Linked DNA regions of Homo sapiens: region 2 is linked to region 1. A link is a contact called in ENCODE Hi-C or POLR2A ChIA-PET data. All regions are on one chromosome and are shown on one strand. The core of a region is the stretch at or near the end of the contact, and the rest is flanking DNA. Distances in the headings are between cores, read along the strand shown.

Region 1 (6,682 bases), core at 979-3,478:
AGCCCTTCCAGCCACAGCCTGGAGTTTGAAATTACACATTCATTGATTTCTTTTTTTTTCTTTTTCTTTTTTTTTGAGATAGAGTCTCTCTCTGTCGCCCAGGCTGGAGTGCAGTGGCACAATCTTGGCTCATTGCAACCTCCGCCTCCCAGGTTCAAGTGATTCTTGTGCCTCAGCCTCCCCAGTAGATGGGACTACAGGCATGTGCCACCATGCCCTGTTAATTTTTGTATTTTTAGTAGAGAAGGGGTTTCACCATGTTGGCCAGGCTGGTCTTGAACTCCTGACCTCAAATGATCCGCCTGCCTCTGCCTCCCAAAGTGCTGGGATTACACGCGTGAGCCACCAGCCTGGCCTGATTTCAGTACTGGAATGGCCTCATGTCAGCTGGGTGATCTTGTGTGCTGCCTCTCTGTGTCCCCATGTCCTCACTGGTGAAACAGGCATGCTAAAAGCATTGATTTAAGAGAGTTGTTGAGAGGATCACATGAGATAATCAAGGAAAAAGTCTTAGATCAGGGCCTGGAACAAAGTAAATGTTTAATCCTATTAATGCAATTAATTGTGGTTAATGACATGTCATAATTAATAGCTATGATTATTTTCACGAGCCCTGACATTATCTTCCATTTCCAGGCTTCGCATGTATAAGAGGTCCTAGACACAAATTCACCTACACAAGGGATTCAGTCCGTCTTAGGTTCTGCTAATGACAACTCTTCTTGAAGTTCTTCAAGGCCGTGTGAAAAGGAAAAGCCAGCCGGGCACAGTGGCTCACGCCTGTAATCCCAGCACTTTGGGAGGCTGAGGCGGGCGGATCACCTGAGGTCAGGAGTGCGAGACCAGCCTGGCCAATGTGTCTCTACTAAAAATACAAAAATCAGCCGGGCGTGGTGGCGCATGCCTGTAATCCCAGCTACTCAGGAGCCTGAGGCAGGAGAATCGCTTGAACCTGGGAGGCGGAGCTTGCAGTGAGCCGAGGTCACACTACTGCACCCCAGCCTGAGAGACAGAGCAAGACTCCGTCTCAAAAAAAAAAAAAAAAAAAAAGGAAAACCCCCCTAGAAAATGCTTTTCCCGTTGCTTCCCTGCTAATGGGCCTTTTTCATCAGGGCAGCCTCCAGCCTTAGGATGTGGCCGGTCCCCGTGCGGATGCCCGTTTCCCCTCCTGCCTGCATTCATCTGACCGGTTCAGTGGGATCTGGTACTTTTCCTCCCTCCTCCTCGTGCTGGGCTTCCACATCATCCAGACAGCTGCTGCCACATTCCACCGCTCCAGCAGCGGAAGTAAGGCACATTTAGGCCCTTTCTGGGTGAGTGACAGCATTTGAGATGAGATTAATCAAATGCCAGTGTTAGGGGAAAGCAGCCTTTCCCTGAGTCACCTCTGCTCCACCTTTCTCATGACACAGAGCATGAGCCTGTCCAACGGTTGGCCTGTGCGTCAACCTCTGGCCAGGAGACAACGGGCGCCTGTGACCTGGGCGTGAACCGTCTGTTTGTGCGCATAGGTCTGACACTGCTGCTGGGCGAGCCTGCGTGCCCCTGCCCCGCGGTCCATTGACTGTGCCGCTGAGCACAGGCAGGGATGTGTGCCTGTCGCCCTGGGCCGCTGTCCCCTGACGGCAGATGAGATATTCTTCCAGCTCAACACTGATGTTGCAGGGTTTTTCCTCACCTACCGCATGACGACTGAATGAAAGCATTCCAGGAAACCAAAAGGGCTGGGCAGGCCTCTGGAATTTCAAAGCCGACAGCCTGGCCCTGCTGGCAGCTCATTTCTGCCGCGTCATTTTCTCTGAACTGTAGGAGTAGTTTTGTAGCAAACTTATCACCAAAATCCCACAAATGTTAAGCATTACCCTTCTTAGAAAGGAAAAGCCTACTTACTTTTCCCCATTGGAAGACTTCAATTTTTTAAGATTCAAGAAATCCCCAAAAGTCATGATAAAGAAGAGGGAAAACAGACTGAGCATACCCATCCCCTTTTAAATTCAAATTTATTTTGTTTTTTTCTGCTTAGCTACAGGGAAGGTTTGATCATATCACATCTGAGTTAGGCCATATGCACCCAGGGGGAATCTCAAGAGCAAACTAATCTAAACTCCAAGAAATAGACCACTAAGACCCACCCAGGTAGTACTCACTGAACGCTCTTCCTGCCTCTCATAAGAACCAAAAATAGCGGTTTCCCGCAGATGCTCCCAGAAGCAAAGTCTACCTACCACACACACAATATGCAGAAGGGAAAAACCCAAGCCACAAGTCCCTAAACGCCTGAGTCGTGACTCATGGAGGCTGTCCTCCACCCCTGCCAAGTATAAGAAATGATTTCTACCCACCCACTTCTCTAAGGAGATGGTCCCTCATTCCTCTCTCCCGAGCAGGCTTCACAGCCCCCTTCATAGAGATGAAGCCCTAGTCATTAAATGCCCAGTGATGTTACGACTGCCAAATTCTATGACTATTTGGAAAGTTTTATCAGGTATGGATACACTCCACCTATTTGCTTAGGTGGCCAAGATCTCTGTGCAGTTGCACAGACAGTTTCTGTCCTCCCACCCCGTGAGAGGTTGTGTGTGTGTTTGCGGGGGCTGGGAAGCTAATGGAGGGAAGGAGAGACCTCCTCAGGTGAGTCACCTTGCAGTGGAACTGCTTCCTGTGTGTGTGAAGTTCTTCAAGGAGGCACCACTTCACGCAATGCCCCAAACAGAAAAATCGAAGCAAATTAGCAAATTATTTTCTAGGAGATTAGATGTTGGACAACTTCAAGCTTTCACAATAGAAAATGGCTTGTTTTAAGGCAGTTAAACCCAAAGCATGCCTTTTTTGGGGTTTTGTTTATGAATATGTTGTAATCTAAGAAGAGTAATGTTCTTACAGAAAAATTAGACCTTCATGATTGCAATCTAAGTGAGAGGCAATTAGGCTTATTTTTCTTAGAGATTAGTACATCATGTTAGTTCAGAAAGCATTTGTAAAACAGAAAAAAAAAGGAAATCATAAATATCAATTTCATCTTAACACAATGCAACTATCACTGTTCTCAACCTGAGTTCTTAATTTCTGGCATGTCACAAATTCCTTGAACTACCAATGTTGAACTAACCTCCCCTGACCCAGGGAGTTGAATAGTTTTTTCAAAGGATATGATCAAATCTCTGTTCATGCATGCCTACATTTATTCATTTTCCAAAAGCATAAATTAATTCTGAGGGACAGAAAGTAGACTTGTGCTTGCCTAGGTTTGTGGGAGATGAAAATGTGGCTGGGAGCCATGGCTCACACCTGTAATCCCAGCATTTTAGGAGGCTGAGGCAGGAGGATCATTTCAGCCCAGGAATTCAAGACCAGCCTGGACAACATAGGGAGACCCATCTCTACAAAATAAAAAAATTAGCCCAGCGTGGTGGCACATCCCTGTAGTGCCAGCTACTTGGGGGGCTGAGGTGGGAGGATCACTTTAGCCCGAGGTTGAGGCTACAATGAGTAGTGATCGCGCCAGTGCACTCCAGCCTGGGCTACAGAGTGAGACCCAGTCTCAAAAAAGAAAAAAAAAAAAAAGATCAGGAATGGCGGCTCACATCTGTAATCTTAGCATTTTGGGAGGCTGAGGTGGGAGGATTGCGTAAGCCCAGGAATTTAAGACAAGCCTGGGCAACATGGCAAAACTCAGTCTCTACAAAAAATACAAAAATTAGCTGGGCATGGTGGTGGGCGTCTGTAGTCCCAGCTACTCAGGAGGCTGAGGTGGGAGGATCACTTGAATGTGGGGGGTCAAGGCTTCAGTGAGCCGAGATCACACCACTGCACTCCACCCTGCTGGGTGACAGAGCAAGAACCTGTTAAAAAAAAAAAAAAAAGCAAAGAAAAGAAAGCTGGATGTGGTAGCTCATGCCTATCATCCCACTACTTTGGGAGGTGGAGGTGGGCGGATCACTTGAGGTCAGGAGTTCAAGACCAGCCTGCCCAACATGGAAAAATTTTGTCTCTACTAAAAATATAAAAATTGTGGTGGCGTGCACCTGTAATCCCAGCTACTCGGGAGGCTGAGGCAGGAGAATCATTTGAACCCGGGAGGGCGGAGGCTGCAGTGAGCTGAGATCACGCCACTGCACTCCAGCCTGGGCAACAGAGTGAGACTCTGTCTCACAAAAAAAAGAAAAGAAAATATTTGAAGCTAAGACTGTGGTGATGGTTGTACAACTCTGTGAGCACACACACAAAAAACGCTGAATTGTGCACTTTAAACGAGTGGATTTTATGACATATGAGTCATATTTCAATAAGGTCATTAACAATGTACCTGAAAGAATTACATGGTCTCATGAAAGTACTGCTAACATTTTATTAGTGCTAGTAATTTTTTTTTAATAGAGATGAGGGCTCACTATGTTGCCCAGGCTGGTCTTGAACTCCTGAGCTTAAGTGATCTTCCCGCCTTGGCCTCCCAAAGTGCTAAGATTACAGGAGTGAGCCACCACACCTGGCCTAGTGCTAGTAATTTTTTGTCAGTTGTTTCTGGTGTGTGATTACTAATACAATGCTCTTGAGAAGAACAGATTGCAGAAGTTTATAGGCTTCTGAGCTCAGGGAAGGCACTGACCGAGTCCCAGGCAGGCAAATGCAGTGAGTGAATTTGTTCAGTCCAATGTGTTGTCAGTTTCCTTCGTACAGTTCCATGAGATAGAGGAATGTTAGGCATATATGTTTGCTTTCTTATCCCCCATCTTTCCTGTCCTTCTCCCACACGCTACAGTCCTACACGCTATCCGGATGCTTCTCTAATGGGTGGGCGTATCAGAATTTTGAGGAGGAAGACAGTGAAGAGCAGGTAGTTTTTGTAATTTGAAAAAACATACAGTAGTTTGTCTTGTAATATAATATTTAGTTGTGGGGCATTCCTTCTTTCTCTGCTATATATATTTTTAGAGATGGGGTCTTCCTCTGTTGCCCAGGCTGCAGTGCAGTGATGTAATCACATCTCACTGCAACTTCAAATTCCTAAGCTCAAGTGATCCTCCTGCCTTAACCTCCCAAGTAGCTGGGACTGCCCATCTAATTAATCCCTCCGCTATTTTTTCTTTCTTTCTTCCTTCCTTCCCTCCCTTCCTCCCTCCTTCCTTCCTTTTTTTTTTTTTTTTTTTTGAGATGGAGTCTCGCTCTGTTGTCCAGGCCGGAGTGCAATGGGGCGATCTCGGCTCACTGCAACCTCCCACCTCCCCGGTTCCAGTGATTCTCCTGCCACAGCCTCCCGAGTAGCTGGGATTACAGGCGCGCACCACACCTGGCTAATTTTTGTATTTTTAGTAGAGATGGGCTTTCACTATGTTGGCCAGGCTGGTCTCGATCTCCTGACCTCAAGTGGTCCACCCGCCTTGGCCTCCCAAAGTGGTGGGATTACAGGCGTGAGCCACTGCGCCTGGCCTTGTGCTATATTCTTTTTTTTTTTTTTTTTTTGAGACGGAGTCTCGCTCTGTCACCTAGGCTGGAGTGCAGTGGTGTGATCTTGGCTCGCTGTAACCTCTGCCTCCCGGGTTCGAGCGATTCTCCTATTTCAGCCTCCCAAGTAGGTGGGATTATAGCCATGTGCCATCACACTCAGACGATTTTTGTATTTTCAGTAGAGACGAGGTTTGACCATGTCCGCCAGGGGTCTTGTACTCCTGACCTCAAGTGATCCACCCACCTCAGCCTCCCAGAGTGCTGGGATTACAGGCATGAGCCAGTGTGCCCAGCCTATTCTTAAAGAATAATTACAAAATGAAGATTCCGAAACCACCACGTAGGCCAAGCTATAGAATGCCTCCGAGCCTGCAGTTCACATTCCCCGTGCATCTTTTCCCTGTTACAAACCCCTCCTATCCCAGAAGTAACTAGTCTGCTGATATTTGTCATTATTTTCTTGCCTTTAGTATTTCTGCATGCATTCCTAAACAATATAGCTTGATTATGCCTGGTTTTGAACTTTAAATTAAAAGAAGCTTACTACATATATGTATTCTTTTGTATTTTGCTTCTTTTACTTAATGTTGTGGGTTGATTCACCTATATTGTAATTACATACAACTTGTCAATTTCCATTGCTATATGAAAATACCATTTCATTGCATGGAAATAAACAATAAAAATACATTTTACTATAGATGGATATTTAGGGTTTTTTTGGTATTTGAACAATGCCACCATGAATATTCCTGTCCTGTATTTGGCACACAAGTAAAAGACTTTTCTAGAAAATGTTCGGGTTGTTTGCTATGAGTTTCTTCATAATGTCAAATAATATTTTTAAAAATGTGGATATTGTCCCAACATACACTCCCATAACAGTGCATGAGAATTCCTATTGCTGCTGCATATCTTTGCCAACATTTGATATTGTTACACTTTATAATTTTTTGTGGCCAGGCACAGTGGCTCACACCTACAATCCCAGCACTTTGGGAGGCCAAGACAGGAGTTTGAGACTAGCCTGGGTAACACAGCAAGACGCCATCTCTAAAAAAATAAATAGCTGAGGTGGGAGGATCACTTGAACCTGGGAGGTTGAGGCTGCAATGAGCCATGATTGTGGCACTGCACTCCAGCTTGAGTGACAAAGTGAGGCTCTGTCTACAAACAAATAAATAAAAATAAAAAATAGGCTGGGCGCGGTGGCTCAACCCTGTAATCCCAGCACTTT
Region 2 (6,119 bases), core at 2,549-5,048, 520 kb before region 1:
AACAACCGCAAAGGAAAAGGCATCACTTCTAGAAAGCACATCTGTAGCTACTGATGTGTGTTCCATTATATGTTCTCAAGAGTCTCTCTCTTAATCCCATCAGAGCTGTCATCTGATCTATTCCAGAAGTTGCTGCCTAGTAAGACTGCTAAAAACCTGTGAATGTATTGTGGATACTTACTTGGGAACTTGTGTTCATGGCTGAGAGCAAGTAAACGTTTCAATTCTGTAGGGGGAAAAAGAAGGCAGTTAAACCTTAAACTACTAAAATAAAAGTCACTTAAGAATAACTGAGAATTCAAAGCAACATTCGATGTGTGAATGCACTGATTTTAAACTTACCTTCCTCATCTATTAAGTAGCTTGATGCTATTCCATCAGTGTCTGTTACATCGCAAGAGTAAATACCCAAGTCATCCATCCCAAGGTCTTTGAAGGTCATTTTCGTCCTTCGGAACAAAATATTTTTCTTAGAAATGAGGCTGTGTGGGATCTGTGGGCCTGTGTTTCCCCTGAATCTGGGCATTTGTGTATACTACTCCTTTCATCTGGACACCTCCTCTCATCTTGCTGAGCTACAGCCTACATGTTCTTGGTGTCTCAGATTCAATGTCATTTACTCTGGGAGGACTTTCCTTACCTCCTTCCAGGGGGTGATGGTGACGGGAGAGTGGAACTGGCACAAATTCCACATGCCCAAGCTATGTTGCTTATCAGTGCATATCCTGCAGAAAAATACCCAGCTGATCAGTCCCTGCTGGGAGCCAGACACTTCCCCCGCCAAGGGCAGAACCTGCTGTTGGTAACTCTGGGTGCCTCTCCTATGCCATCTCCTGCTCTTCCCTTTTCTGAACTTATTATAAGCATCTTGAGCTCAAAGCATCTGTATTCTCCTCACTGTGTAATCCCTGTGCCTTCAGAGACAGGAACTGCTTTGTTTACTGTGTCACCCCCAGCACCCTGTACCTTGTCTGGCACATAGTATGTGTAATAAGTAAATGAATGGCTCAGTGGCCAAGTTCACTGGGTTTTCTAACTTTGGTAAGCTATATTGCTAGGCAGTGTCTAAGATCAACCAAACATTGAAATGTTAAGTGTATAAACTGGGAGAAAAAATTATCGTTCAATTATCTTTTCTTGGGGCAAATGTGTTTTATGTCAAGAAATTTACAGCATGGTGGCAGAAAAACATCCTTTAATTATATTTGGTATTTCCTTGTCATTCTACAGCAAAATTGCTAGTTTTTTCTTTGATTTCTGAGACACACTGGGCTTCATTGTAATAGAAAAAAGTACTTAGAAATACTGTGCTTTATCAAATATTTGCTTTATCATATCAATCCAATGTGGTTGACACTATGAAAATACAAAGCTTGGTAAGCTTTTGCTATAAAGCAAAGTAAAAAGAATACTCAAAATCTTGGCGTTGAAAGGCAATGATAGATCATACAATTCCTCCATTCTCCCCATGCTCATTTTATAGAAAAAGAAATCCGAGGTTTATGGAAGTTAAATAGCTGCCCAAGGTTATATAGCCAGCTCCTGGTAGAGATGGGCCTAGAGCTCGTTCATCTTATACTTCCACATAGAGCTTTCTTCCCATGTACTATTGTGTCACGCATGAGTGATGATCAAAAAAGCAGAAAAGATTATCCTCAATCCATTTAATTTACCATAACTTGAACCAGCGAGTTCTTCCTAGCCCCCTATAAGTATCCTTATTGTTACTTTAAGATTTCAAAATTTCATAGATAATGAGAATCATTATTAAAGCTGATCTTTATGTCAATTGAATGTTTCTAATAGCATAAATGAGATAATAAATAAGAAAGCACTTTAAATGGAATAATGTAAAAAGTATTTCATAAGAGTTGTTAGTATTTATTTTATTAGAGTCAGGGACTCACTATGTTGCCCAGGCTGGTCTTGAACCCCTAGGCTCAAGTGATCTTTCTGCCTCAGCCTCCTGAGTTGCTAGGATTTCAGGTGTGAGCCAATGAGTCAGTCTGGGATTTTTTTTTTTTTTTTTTTTTTTTTTTTTTGAGACAGAGTCTGGCTCTGTTGCCCAGGCTGGAGTGCAGTGGCGCGATCTCGGCTCACTGCAAGCTCCGCCTTCCGGGTTCACGCCATTCTCCTGCCTCAGCCTCCCGAGTAGCTGGGACTACAGGCACCCACCACCACACCCGGCTAATTTTTTTTTGTATTTTTAGCAGAGACGGGGTTTCACCATGTTAGCCAGGATGGTTTCGATCTCCTGACCTCGTGATCCACCTGCCTTGGCCTCCCAAAGTGCTGGGATTAGAGGTGTGAGCCACCGCGCTCGGCCTAGGATGATTATTTTTAAGGTTTAAGTTGGTTATTATTTTCTACAATACCAGATATAAAATATAAGTGACTTCATCCTCTTATTCCAAGCAATTTAAGTGGAAATCAGAGCTCACCTCATTCTCCTACAGTGAAAAGGAAACCCATGATTGTGATTGACATAGTCCTTACTTGTTGCCCTTGCTTTCGACTTCCAATCGTGGAGAGTCCTCAGTGGATACATAATCTTTGGACCAGGAGAACTCGGACTTTGGAGTCATCTTATCACACTCGAAGTTCAATGAAATGACTCCATCATCATCCACATTTACAACAACCTCTTTGGTTCCTACAAGATCAAAAAGAAGGCACTGATACTTCGTGGAGGAAAGCAACCAAGTAAGAATTTGTTACCTTGAGATTCTTTACTTTAACCCTAAAGTAGGGCCCTGATCCTAGGTCAGGGAAAAGCTTCACTACTCATGCAGGTGGACAGTCCTACTCCACAATTCAACTTTTATGCCATAACATGAAATTAGATGGTTGCACCACATTTCTTAGGTAGAGTCAACACCATGGACAGTATTGTTTGTGATGTGACTGATGGTACAGTTATGGGAGTGGATTGATTGCAATGAGGAAACAAGGCAGCTTTGGGAAAAGGGAAAGTCAATTGATCTTTATCAGACCCTCATTCATGACTTTTGTTTCAACAATATCCACATGCAATCAGTCATCAGGGAAGGATAGAGATGAAGAACCCAAAAGGAAATTGAATGGGAGAAAGTCCGCATGCAATCAGTCATCAGGGAAGGATAGAGATGAAGAACCCAAAAGGAAATTGAATGGGAGAAAGTAGAGAGACTAAGAATAGCCTATATTCACATATTCAAAGTCTTTAAGTCATTTAAGAGTGGAGAAATATATGGATGCCTGCTCTGTGGATCACAGAACCATAAATCAATTTAAAGATGCCCCTCTAGATTAGAGTGATAGCAACTGAGAAATGACTATTATTGAACTGCATGGAAATTTAAATGGAAATGAGTTTCAAGAGATTCAGCTCTTTCAGGAAGATTGGTTTTTGGATTAAAAAAAATTCAGTTAGTGTTTTGAGTTATTCTATTTTTGAGAGTTATAATAAATTGCACCTGCACCTAATAGAGAATTCAAGGAGAATTTGTACAGCATATGAAACATTCACATCTATGCCTAAATCCAGTTGAAAGGAGTAAAATGCTCTACTCAGATTTATACTCATTCAATTGCCAGTCTAAACTTGGTTTGTTTCAGTACATTAGGAAAAATATATATAAAATATATTACATTTAATCCCAGAAAAGTACAGCTGTATTTTTTTAAAAAGCATAAAAAAACCTTCCAAAAGAATTGAATATTTTCTGTCTGGATTGTATTACAAGAGGCCAACATCCTGGCCTACTGTCCAATAAAACTTGTTAGTGGAAAAAAAATTGCAAACGTTTTCCCAAGGGAAGGCCAAGAGGAAACCAGTGCCCAAATTGTGCCTGGCAGGATGATCTTGGTTCCTGAGCCTGATAGTTGATCTAACTTGTGTCCGTACAGATGGCAGTGTATGCTTCAACTATAAACTTCCAAAAAGTGATTGTTAGCACATGCAAAGCTTAGAGAAGACTGGTTCTAGAAAATTTTTTAAAATTCCTTTTTCTTAAACAAAGGGCTACTTTCATATTTGGTTACATAAAGTGAAATAACAATCAATTAAAGGCTTAAGTATTCCTTAATTGTCCACCATATGTTACTTTTAAAGGGCTATATGTATTCCATTGTAAGTTGCAGCCCACATTTTATTTCTATTCCTGATAACACGTGACTAATCTTCACACTCTATTTTCGTATAATAAATGTTGAACAAATGCTTTTATTAAAACTTAAGAAAAGGCTAACACTGAAGAGTGTTGAGGTTTAGACTGTATTATAATATACAGTTTGTGTGACTGAGTCACAGAAAGAATGTAAACAGAAATTTTTGTATATCTGTATTGTTACAGAGAGAAAAGAAGTGAGGTAATCTTGCTTTTTGCATAATCTCTATTTTGGAAGCATGACAGATTGCTTATATTAATCATTCATTGTTCTATCTGTGATCCCTTTTTAAAAGGAAGTGAATCATCCATATGCTTGTTGTTTATTACATTAGAGGTATGACAAGTGTACAACAAAAATATTGGTTAGCTTAAGAATCTTGATTGTGAAAGATTTGACTTTTCTGAAAACAAAATAGCCACAAAACAGAAAGAATACGAACAATTTAATCAGCCTCGCCATTCTCTAAATGCTGTAGATAACTTTTGTAGTGTAACACCTCACCCATTTGGAAAACTGCCCAAAACCAAGAAATAAGGAAAATAAGCCTCTAATACCAGTTCTGATGTGACAAAGTCCACACACTAGTATGCTGCACACTCACCAGGGAATTGGAATCTTTTTTTTTTTTTTTTTTTTTTTTTGAGACAGGGTCTCACTCTGTCACCCAGGCTGGAGTACAGTGGTGTGATCTTGCCTCGCTGTGGCCTTGGCCTCCCAGGTCATCCTCCCACCTCTGCCTCCCAAGTAGCTGGGATCACAGGTGCATGGCACCACATCCGGCCAATTTTTTTGCATTTTTTGTAGGGACAGGCTTTTGCCATGTTGGCCAGGCTGGTCTCAAACTCCTGAGCTCAAGTGATCCACCCGCCTTGGCCGCCCAAAGTGCTGGGATTACAGACATGAGCCACTGTGCCCAGCCTTGGAGTCTTTTTATACTTTGCTTGAGACAATTCTAACAAGCCTACTTGGTTGGTTTCTCTCAGTAGATTAAAAAAAGACAGGGAGGTAAGAAGCTACTATGAGCAGGAGCATTGAGAATAAAGAAAATGACAGCAAGAAAGGAGGGAGAAAAACTAAAAAGCAGGCACAAAAACATTATTTGCTATAGGGGCAGATAGCTTCTCCACCCCATAACAACATTGCTGTATCACAACACTGTGTATTAAATAAAGGTGATACTTACGGCTCTGAGTCACAGAAAAAGGTAAATAAGATTCAGTATACTGCATCCAAGAAGGATGAAAAGCTCTTATTGAATTGCATACTTTATTTTAAAACGATTTTCATCAGAAAGTCTTAAATGAAATTTTAAAGTATTAATGCTTTAGCGGTAAACCCTCAGGCAAATGGAACAAATGGTCATCTAAAACAATAATTTGTTCAGGTTTTTGAATGGCCAAATTTGGTCCCAAACCCATGAAACTTGGAGAATAAGAAAATCCTGGCCAGGCATGGTGGCTCATGCCTGTAATCACAGCACTTTAGGAGGCCGTGGCAGGGGGATCACTTGAGGCCAGGAGTTCAAAACCAGCCTGGCCAACAAGGTGAAACCCTGTCTCTATTAAAAATATAAAAATTAGCCAGGCGTGGTGGCGCATGTCTGTAATCCCAGCTACTTGAGAGGCTGAGGCACAAGAATCGCTTGGACCTGAGAGACGGAGGTTGCAGTGAGCTGAGATCACACCACTGCAGTCCAGCCTGGGCAACAGAGCAAGACTCTGTCTCAAAAAAAAGAAAGAAAATCCCGTTTAGTTTTTGTCTCAATTGCCTCAGTTACTGAGCAAAGAATATAGAGCTGAATCACTGAAGTACATTGGTCCTTCATATCTATGGGTTCTGCAACCGTGGATTCAACCAACTGTGGATTGAAAATACTTGGGGAAAAAACAATAAAAGTAACAACACATCAATAAAAACAATGCAAATTAAAAAACAATACAGTATCCCAACTCTTTACATAGCGTTTA

The links. A loop is a pair of places that touch in the nucleus more often than their neighbours do. ChIA-PET counts read pairs that join two places held with the same protein, here RNA polymerase II (POLR2A).
Region 2: a loop to region 1 is called in a map of endothelial cell of umbilical vein, with 14 times the contacts of the local background. The contact joins two enhancer-like sites. A Hi-C loop is called at or near these places in 1 of 168 maps with a recorded cell type or tissue (endothelial cell of umbilical vein). POLR2A ChIA-PET finds 5 or more read pairs at or near these places in 1 of 52 experiments (K562).

Annotation. Positions count from the first base shown.
Region 1 is chr18:3,622,748-3,629,429 of GRCh38, forward strand. The region is part of intron 7 of DLGAP1 (DLG associated protein 1); the gene reads right to left. Among named protein-coding and RNA genes, the nearest start is that of DLGAP1-AS2, 22 kb to the left of the region's middle. RefSeq lists enhancers at 733-1,306, 1,089-2,288, 2,453-3,024 and a silencer at 1,123-1,417. Within about 2 kb of position 2,229, at least 33 of the 41 ENCODE cell types and tissues checked have a DNase peak (open chromatin) inside an H3K27ac peak, as active enhancers do; they include endothelial cell of umbilical vein, where a contact is called at or near this core.
Region 2 is chr18:3,099,978-3,106,096 of GRCh38, forward strand. It overlaps MYOM1 (myomesin 1), which reads right to left. Exons shown (of 38, transcript NM_003803.4): 23 at 2,497-2,653; 24 at 343-449; 25 at 182-226. Among named protein-coding and RNA genes, the nearest start is that of LPIN2, 90 kb to the left of the region's middle. Within about 2 kb of position 3,799, at least 3 of the 41 ENCODE cell types and tissues checked have a DNase peak (open chromatin) inside an H3K27ac peak, as active enhancers do; they include endothelial cell of umbilical vein, where a contact is called at or near this core.